Linked DNA regions of Homo sapiens: region 1 is linked to region 2. Evidence: chromatin contacts called from ENCODE Hi-C or POLR2A ChIA-PET data. All regions are on one chromosome and are shown on one strand. Each heading gives the region's core, a stretch centred on a gene start or an enhancer-like site at or near the end of the contact. The rest is flanking DNA. Distances are from core to core; before and after follow the strand shown.

Region 1 (5,039 bases), core at 4-2,503, 460 kb after region 2:
AAAAAGCTCAAATGGACAACAGCATATGAAAATATGCTCAACTTCACTAGTTCTCACGGAATTGAAAAGTCAAGCGGCCAGGTACCACTTGAAACCGTCATGTCAGCAAATACAATTAATCGGGTGCACTAAGTTTTGGTGAAAATCTTGATCATTGCTGGTGAGCTTGAAAATTAACATAGCCCTCTTGGAGAGCAATTTGTCAATATTTGGCAATGTTGAAACTGACCTATGGCCCAGGAATTCTACTTCTAATTTCTTTCTTTCTTTTTTTTTTTTTTTGAGATGGAGTCTCGCTGTGTTGCCCAGGCTGGAGTGCAGTGGCAGGACCTCGGCTCACTGCAAGCTCCACCTCCCGGGTTCACGTCATTCTCCTGCCTCAGCCTCCCAAATAGCTGGGATTACAGGCACCCACCACCACGCCCGGCTAATTTTTTGTATTTTTAGTAGAGACGTGGTTTCACCGTGTTAGCCAGGAGATGATCTCTGTCTCCTGACCTCGTGATCTGCCCGCCTCGGCCTCCCAAAGTGCTGGGATTACAGGCGTGAGCCACTGCGCCCGGCCTCTACTTCTTCGTTCTTTAGGGTCTACTCCCATATACACTAGGCATGTGTGCTAGTGTAAATGTACAAACATGCTAATTGTATTCTTTGTAATTTAAAAAGTGGGGAAAAAAGTCATGCTCCTGAATAGAATCGATTTAAAAAATAATTGTTTTTATTGAAAAGTTTATTAAACAATCTTAAAGCTAGATTTACATTGATATTCACAATGATAAATTCCTAAAGTGGCCGGTTAAGTGCAAAATGTAAATTGTAAAAAGATATTTAAAGGATATCATTTACATAAATTTAAAAACCATGCAAGATCATATTTAAATAAAACTATGCATGGAAAAAATAAGAAAAATCACGTGGGAACAATATAGACAAATTTAAGGAGGTTCACTCTGGGGAGGGGAGGGATGAAGGTGGGGCCTTACTGTATCTTCAAAGTCTTACTTATTTAAGGAGAAAAAAAAGCAAGTTGTTTCCAGTAATACTAACATCTAAACATCTTGGTGATGATATATTTGTTACTTTTATTGTTAAAAACAAAATTTCTCATTTTATTTTGCATTTTGAAAAAGGAGACAGGAGGAGAGAAGAATCATGGACTCCCTGGGCACAGCACCGCAGGTGGCTTTGCCAGTTCTCCCAGCCCCGCGCTGCTCCTGCGCCTGCGCTGAGCCTCCACGTGTCCTCAGGAGACTTAGCCTAGCCTGGGTATCACCAGCAGTGGGCCAGGCCGCTTTGCCTTCAACTCCCAACAGTAACCTTGCAGAGGTCAGCCTGGGGCCACCAGGAGGAGTTAGTAAGAGCTTATCCTGTGGGGGCACTCACTGGGGCTGGTGGCCGGGAAATCCCAGGTGTTTTGTTGGTTTGAGTTTTGTTGTGTTTTTATTTTTCTTCCGCTGAGATCAGGACTGAAGCAGGGACGCAGTGCTCAGCACGCCCAGCCCACCGCGGGCCACTGCGCGGAGAACCTCTGCCAGGGTCGCCTGCTCACGTCCCCTAATCCGCTCCTGGCGCGCGTTCCTGTCCTCCTCCTGCTGTGACTAGTGTGCATGGAAGGGCACAGTGGTGGCAGAAAGACTTGTGGCGAGATATCAAGATCCACAGGAAGTCATAAGAGAAAAAGCATTTTGTTTGAACTCCACCCACTGACCTTTTGTGGGTGAGCTTTCGGTGAAACAGCAACATCCTCAGAAATCTTAGAGACACGGCTTTGTAACCCGGGGGAGAGACACCGCTTCCAAATATAATTGACGTGGCTTTCCTGCCTTAATTCGGGGTATCCTTTTTCCACCACATAATCTTCCCTTTGTCCGCGCTGATTCCTGTTTAGTTTGGCAGGGCCAGCTGCTGGCAGGCTCCCCCAGTGCTGAATGCTCCGCGCTCCACTGTGCTGGGCCTGCTGAAAAAGCAGACAGCGCTCCCTCTCCCCCAGAATCAGGAGCCAAATGCCACACCGATTGTGCAACTTGTCTCTGGTTACCAGGAAAACGTAAAGAAATGCCAATGAAGCAGAAAGGTCGACAAAATTCTTTCCAACGCTTGAACAAAAAAGGTATTTTTAGGGCCCTAGATTTATGGAAGTCAATTCTTCCACTCCTCGCCAGGCTTTCAAACCTCCTATTCTTTGCACTACATTATTTGAATAAACCGTAAATACCCTTAGTTGCTCTAATAGCAACTGCTGGTCCATATTGTGCAAGGCGGCCATGGTCTGAAGACCTTGTTGAATTTGAAAGACAGAAGTTCCGTTTCTGGCACATAAACTTGAATCAGGGCTATAGTTAAGAGTGCCAGTGAGGTCCACATTTTGACAGCTAGATAAGCAGGTCATTTATTCAAAAGGACTTTGAATCCATGCCCAGAGTCAAATGCAGTCCTTTGTAAAGCCCAGCAGGCTTGAAATAAAAACTTCTTAACTGAGTTGATCAGTGTCCTGCATTTTAGGGGTCAGGAAAGTATTTATGATAAGTTGGAAATGGACAGGGCAGGAAATTCTGGGCCTGGAAGGATGGCTTCCTCACCAGGGACCGCACCACCATATTTTCTAATTTGTGTCTTGAGGGAAAGTTTATATTTTTTGCTGAAAATATTATCTCCTTGTGACAAAACCACAAGTCTGGGAAGAGAACACAAAAGGAATAAAGAACAAATGAGATCTGTGATGCCTCCTGGATAAAACTTTAAAAACCCATAGGCATTGATCAATCCAATTTACTGAATAAATATGTACCAGGTGTTGTGTTAGGTTCTAAGGGGCTAAAATAACTAAGATACTGAACTAAAGTAGAACTATTGGGCTCCTAATGTGATAGTTTTTCCACTATAGACAGCCCTCTTCTTCCAAGGGTCCCTGCCAGGGCTTCCCCTACCCTAAACAGTGCCTTGGTAAAAATTAGGAAAGTCACCCCTTCCTTAAGACACTTGACTTTCCAACAGTGCCTTGGTAAGAATTAGGCGAGTCCTTAAGACACTTGACTTTCCTCTGGCAGAAAATTGCAAAGAAAGTGTGCACAAACCTACAATGTGAATGATGCCTTCCTGTGTGTGTGTGCCTTTGTTTAGGGCACAACCTGACCGGTCTGATCATCAGACACGGTGATCCACACTCAAGATGGGAAAGAAAGCCAGGGGCACAGCCTCCTGGAAGCCCCTACTCCCTGCCTCATCCACACCTTGTTGCAAAAACCGCACCATCCTTTAAGACTTCTCCATGAAGCATCACTTCAGGGAGGCTGTTTTCTTTTTCTCTTGTCTATTCCCCTTCTGGGAATATACCCATTCACCCTGGCCATCAGACAGCCCTGTATATGTCAACCCAAGGTCTCACTCAAGCTCTCTCTCAAAGGGCTCCTGGGCCCCATGCAAATTTAGAATGGAGTAAATTTGCATTAAACAGTTTAATGTGTTGCAGAAAATATCAGAGAATGGCAAACTCCTGTGGCCTGGACTTCTCAGAGTACACAAAAGACCGAAGACTGTTCTAACTTCACAGATGTTCTGTCAAAGGCTCATGTGGCCCCCCAGATAATCTGTTATGCAAGTAAAAACAGTTAATAAGTTGCCTAAAGGCTCGTCTTCCAGTCATTTTTTCCTCTTTAGATCTGAAAGAACTCTTTTGAGCAACTTCAAAGTTCAAATTGTGGTATTAAGTTTGAGTTGAAATGGGTCCTTTCTCTTTTTCTCAGAATTATACTGAAATGAATGTGCTCTGCTGCATCCTGGCATGCACTGGAGATGGGGGTTAGGTCAAAAATGAATAGGATGGTTCCTGCCTTCAAGCAGCCAATAGGAATAAAAATACTTTGCATGTGTAGTTTCCAAATTGTTTTCACATATATCACAACACCCACAGCAGCTTTGAGAGGGAGATGTTATTACATATATTTTATAGGTAAAGTGGATGAGGCTCAGAAAGGGTGAGTCTAAGCTTACACAGTAGTGAATTGAAGTGACACCCGAAACTCTGCTCTAAATTTTATCTTTCCCCAGGCTGAAGCTATAGTCCACAGAGCAAAGTAGTGTGATTAGTGTCACCTTAGTAGTGCAAACAAAGTTGTGGGCACAGAATTAGAGGGAGTAGTTTTCCCTGAGGGTGCAGTAAGGTGGTGTGAGGAATGGGGAAATGGAAGAGAGAAGAGATAGGGTTGCAACTGGTGAGTCCCAGAGGAAGGGCGAATGGCAGCAGGAATGGCCTGGCTTAGCCAAGCACCCAGAAAGGAGAAAGTCAGGCCTTGGTGAATGTTGAGTGGATAACCAAGCACCATTGGTCTGGAAGCTTGAGGGCTGGTCTGGAGGCTTGCAGGCTGTCAAACTCTTGAAGGAGTGAGAGAATGAAGGTCCTGACAGGACAGGCTTTGAGCATAAAGTGATTTCAGTGGACGTGGGAGCCACTCGGATAGTGACAAGCTCAGATTTGTGTTTGGTGGAGAAATGTTAATTTAGCAGCAGGGTGAGGAAGGGATTATCAGAAGGGGTGGGAAAGGACACAAAAGAACTTCCAGGTCCTTTTAGGGCTAAAAGTGCAGATGTGAGATCTCAACCCAGGCAGCAACAGTGGGAGCAGAAGGCAGGGGAGAAGCATGAGATTACAAAGAAACACACCTCAGCTGTTTTAGGGTGTTCAGATGGGGACTTCTAAGTGCACATGAACATAGTCAGTTGTATTCTTTTCCAGTGGAGGGATCCTAGCTTTCAGACATCCCCTTTTGTGGAAGCCAATTAAATGTTTTAAAATTAAAGCAGATTAAAGCAGAGCTGATCTGGCCGAAGAGGGGTGCTTGGATGCCTGGTGCTCCAGCTTCCTGAGGTAGAGCCCTTGGCAACCAGCTCAGCTTGAAAACCAGAGCTCCAGTGCTCCAGCAGGACCCGAAGGCTGCCTAAATAGACCGTATCTCTATGGATACATTCTCCGTGTGTGTGTGTGTGTGTGTGTGTGTTTCTTGGAAAATTGGAATTAGAGTCTTTCCTACTGTCTGTGATTG
Region 2 (4,681 bases), core at 25-2,524:
ATAGCAGGCAATGCTGAGTTGGAAGCTGATCATCTCATCTGAGACCATCTTTGGCAGGCTCTCAGCCTGTCTCTTTGGTCTGTTCCACGTGTGTTAGCATGTCTACCTAAGAGTGGGTGTGAAGTGAAAAAAAATGGTGGATATTGCACATTTGGTGGCTCTGTAACAGGTTTGTTTAGGGGAGGATTGCCTGTTATTTATAAAATGAACTTATCTAGTGAACTTGTTCTTCCATTAGGGTTTGGAAGCACAAACAAAACACTCCATTCTGCTTTTCTGTGGAAAAGCTTTTGATCTACGACACACACACAAGACATCAAAGGAATCATCTTCTATATACCACAGACTCGAATATGCTTTATACTTTCTGACACATGCAGGAAGTTTATTTATTATTTTCTAAAGCTGAAGACTCTAAGTAGATTTGACTTTATAGCTCTGGGTCCTTTTATTGCCCCTAAACTCAGATGTTTGCCTGTACCTTACAAATTGCTTCTCTACTTGGAAAAAGCAGTTGCAAAACATGTATTTGATAAAGGACTCATATACAGAACACCTAAAGAATTCTTAAACTCAGTAACAAGTCAAACAACCTGATTTTCAAATGGGCAGAATATTCAAACAGATACTTCTAAGAGAAGACATGAAAGGATGTTCAATATCATCAGTCATGAAAGAAATGCAAATTAAAATCATAACGAGACACCACTACACAACAGAATACCTAAAGTAAAAACGCTGACAACATTAAGTATTAGCAAGGATTCAGAACTACTGAAACTTCCAAAGCGTACAGTCTCTTTGGAAAACAGTTTGGCAGTCTCTTATGAAATTAGATATATTTTTAGTACTTGATCTAGCAATTCCACTCTCAGCTACTTATGCAAGATAAAAGAAATCACATGTCCACAAAAAGATTTATACTTTTTATAATTTTTTTTTTGCTGTAAAAAGATTTGTACTTGAATGTTCATAGCAGCTTTAATCATAAGATAGCCAAAAAGTAGAAATGGCCCAAATGTCCATCAGCTGGTAAATGGATATAAAAATTGTGGTATATCCATACAATGGAATACTCAACAATTCAAGGCACTAACTATTGATACATACAACACTATACATGAATCTCAGAGTCATTATGCTAAGTAAAAGAACCCAGACACAAAGAGCATACACTACAGGATTCCACTCATCAAAAAAATTTCAGGCAAGGCAAAACTGTAGTGACAGGAAACAGATGAGTGGTTGCCAAATGCTGGCACTGGGGGACTTTTTGAGGTCACAAAAATGTTCTGTGTCACGGCTGGGCATGGTGGCTCATGCCTGTCATCCCAGAACTTTGGGAGGCCAAGGTGGGCAGATCGCTTGAGCCCAGGAGTTTGAGACCAGCCTGGGCAACATGGAGAGGCCCTGTCGCTACAAAAAAAATATATAAAAATTAAGCCGGGTGTGGTGGCTTATGCCTGTAATCCCAGCACTTTGGGAGGTGAAGGCAGGTGGATCACCTGAGGTGAGGAGTTCAAGACCAGCCTGACCAACATGGTAAAACCCCATTTCTACTAAAAATGCAAAATTAGCCAGGCGTGGTGGCACATGCCTGTAATCCCAGCTACTCAGGAGGCTGAGGCAGGAGAATTGCTTGAACCCGGGAGGCGGAGGTTGCAGCGAGCCGAGATTGCACCATTGCACCCCAGCCTGGGTGACAGAGTGAAACTCCATCTCAAAAAAAAAAATTAGCTGGGCATGGTGGCACGTGCCTGTAGTCCTAGCTACACAGGAGGCTGAAGTGAGAGGATCACTTGAGCCTGGGAGGTCAAGGCTGCAGTGAGCTGAGACCACGCCACTGCACTCCAGCCTGGGTGACATAGTAGGACCCTGTAGCTGAAAAAATAAAGTTTTATGTCACGATTGTGGTGATAGTTACATAGCTGTACATTTCACAAAATTAATCAAATTGTATGCTTTGGTGATTTTTTGGAATATAAATTATATTTAAATAAAGCTGAATAAAAAATAATGCAAGTGAGTGACATCAGTGAAAAAGGTTAAGTGAAAACCTCCAAAACCCCACTTCTTCATAAAATCAACAAAAGTACTGGCAGATATTGTCAAAATCAACTTTTTAAGAAAGCTGTAAATTGATATGGGCTTCCAACAAACTAAGTAACACTAAGTGTCTATTTAAGAAAAATGGTTAAACATATGTAAGGACAGTGAGCTTTGTGACATTCAAACCCACCCTATTCCTATGCCCTTTTCCCCAGCTTTTCAGGAGCTTTGAAAATCAACAGCATCACCGTCAGAGTAGCTGTGAAAACTAGTAGCCTTGCATCCACTGGAGAGGGAAGAACATGTTTGAGCTTCCCCAAAACTCCGTTACCAAAGAATTGTCATTATCTGAGCTGTCTGGGAATTCCCTGAAAACCCCCAGTTCACAGCGCTTGTCTTTATTTAACCTGACTCAAATCATTACTGAAACTAGCTTATACCCAGGGTGTTTGTCAAAGACAGTCAGTAGTAATTAGTCAACATGGCAGTTGCCTGAAATGGTAATAACAGTTGAGCCAAACAAGATGCTAACCAAAAAGCTTAAAAAGAATATCTGGGAGAATGAGATGTCCATAGGGGACTTAGAAAAGTTCCAATGTATTCCTAGGAATCTAGAAGGCCAAGTACATGTGCAGAACTGTGTGTATACCCAGGAAAGACCTGAGCTGGCCCTAATCTTCCACCTTTAGCTGACCTTGATGATCTGCACAAGCAGGAAATCAAGGCTAAGGCAGAGTTATCAATTCCCTGCTGCAGTGCTGAAGCCATATTGTAACATGCACAAAGAGCCGCTCAGCAAAGACTGAGGGATTGGTTGAAGGTATCTAAGAAAATCTCTGTCCAATCATTTGCTGATTACTAAATTAACTGAGTAGATACTTCAGTGGATACAACAAGGGATACAGACTTTAGAGAATTAGTTCCAGATATTCATTAAACAGATAGCAACAATGACCACCCTGGGAAGAGAAGATCTGATTTCAAGAGGTGCCATATTACAATATTTAAAATGTCCAGTTTTAAACAAACAAACAAACAAACAAAAAACCAAAACAGTGGATATCAGCAAATTGATTCTAAAGTTTATATGAAGGAGCAAAAGACTCAGAATAACCAACACAATAATGAAGGGGCAAAACTGGAGGACTGACACTATCCAAATTCAAGACTTCCTATGAAGCCATAGTAATCATGATAGTATGGTACTGGTGAAAGAATAGACAAAGAGATAAATGGAGCAGAATGAGGAACCCAAAACAGACTCGCACAAAGAGAGTCAACTTACGTTTATAAAGGAGCAAAGGCAATACGATGGATAAAAGGTAGTCTTTCCACAAATGCTGTTGCAACAAGTGGATATTCAAATGCAAAAAAAATTTAGTCTAGACACAGACCTTATATCATCACAAAAATTAATTCAAAATGAATCATAGACCTAAGTGTAAACACAAAGCTATACAACTCCAAAAAGATAACATAGGAGAAAATCTACATGACTTTGAATAAAGTGATGACCTTTTAGATTCAACACCACAGGCCTGGTCCATGAAAGAAATAACTGATAAACCAGACTTCATTAAAATTCAATACTTCTACTTAGTTCTTTCAGAGAAAAAAACTTTCAAGAGAAAGAGAAGACAAGCTATATACAGAGAGAGCATATTTGCAAAAGATATCTCTGTTAAAGGACTATTAGCTAAAATATATAAAGAACCCTTAAAACTCAACAATAAGGAAACAAACAGCCCAGTTAAAAAGAGGGCAAAACATCTGAACAGACAACTCACTAAAGGAGATGAATATATGGTAAACAAGCCTTTAAAAAGGCACTCAACATCACATGTCATTAGGGAATTGCAAACTAAAACATCCATGAGATACAACCACATATCTAAGGTAAAAATCTAAAACACTGACAACACTAAATGCTGGTGGGAATGTGGAGCAACAGAAACTCTCATTCATTGCTGGTGGGAATGAAAAATGGTATGGCCACATTGGAAGACAGTGGGCAGCTTCTTACTGCCAAATACACTTTTATCATATACTCGAGAAATTGCACTTCTAGGCATTTACTCAAATGAATGGAAAACTTACATCCACATGCAAACCTGCACGTAGGTATTTATAGTAGCTTTTTCATAATTTTCAAAACTTGAAAACAACTGATATGTCAGGTGAATGGATAAACTGTGGTCCATGTGGGCAATAGAATGTTATTCACCAGTAAAAAGAGGTGAGCTATCAAGCCATGAAAAGACATAGAAGAAACTTAAGTGCATGTTACTAAGTGAAAGAAGCCAGTATGAGAAGGCTATATCCTCTATGATCCAACTATATAGCATTCTAAAAGAGGCAAAACTGTGGAGATAGTGAAAAGATCAGTGGTTGCCAGGGGTTGGGGAGAGGAGGAGTGGAAAGGTGGAACACAGAGGATTTTTAGGGCAATGCAGCTACTCTCTATGATACTATAATGGTGGATGCATTTGCCAAAACCCACAGAATATATAACACCAAGTGTGAACCCTAATGTACACTATGGAGAATTTGGGTGATAATGATATGTCAATGTAGGTTCATTGATTCTAGAAAATGTACCAGTCTGGTGGGGGATGTTGATAGTGAGTGGGCG

The links. A loop is a pair of places that touch in the nucleus more often than their neighbours do. ChIA-PET counts read pairs that join two places held with the same protein, here RNA polymerase II (POLR2A). Pooled maps may share reads with other maps.
Region 1: a pooled map shows a loop between it and region 2 (23-fold over the local background). The contact joins two enhancer-like sites. A Hi-C loop is called at or near these places in 1 of 37 single-sample maps with no recorded cell type and 7 of 50 pooled maps. POLR2A ChIA-PET finds 5 or more read pairs at or near these places in 1 of 52 experiments (activated T-cell).

Annotation. Positions count from the first base shown.
Region 1 is chr13:33,609,303-33,614,341 of GRCh38, forward strand. LOC102723406 (a long non-coding RNA gene) reads left to right here. Exons shown (of 6, transcript XR_007063750.1): 5 at 1,131-1,326; 6 at 1,465-2,476. It also overlaps a transcript of STARD13 not described here. Among named protein-coding and RNA genes, the nearest start is that of RFC3, 210 kb to the right of the region's middle. Within about 2 kb of position 1,254, at least 25 of the 41 ENCODE cell types and tissues checked have a DNase peak (open chromatin) inside an H3K27ac peak, as active enhancers do.
Region 2 is chr13:33,144,602-33,149,282 of GRCh38, forward strand. All of the region lies in intron 3 of STARD13 (StAR related lipid transfer domain containing 13), which reads right to left. Among named protein-coding and RNA genes, the nearest start is that of KL, 130 kb to the left of the region's middle. RefSeq lists an enhancer at 2,267-2,566. Within about 2 kb of position 1,275, at least 3 of the 41 ENCODE cell types and tissues checked have a DNase peak (open chromatin) inside an H3K27ac peak, as active enhancers do.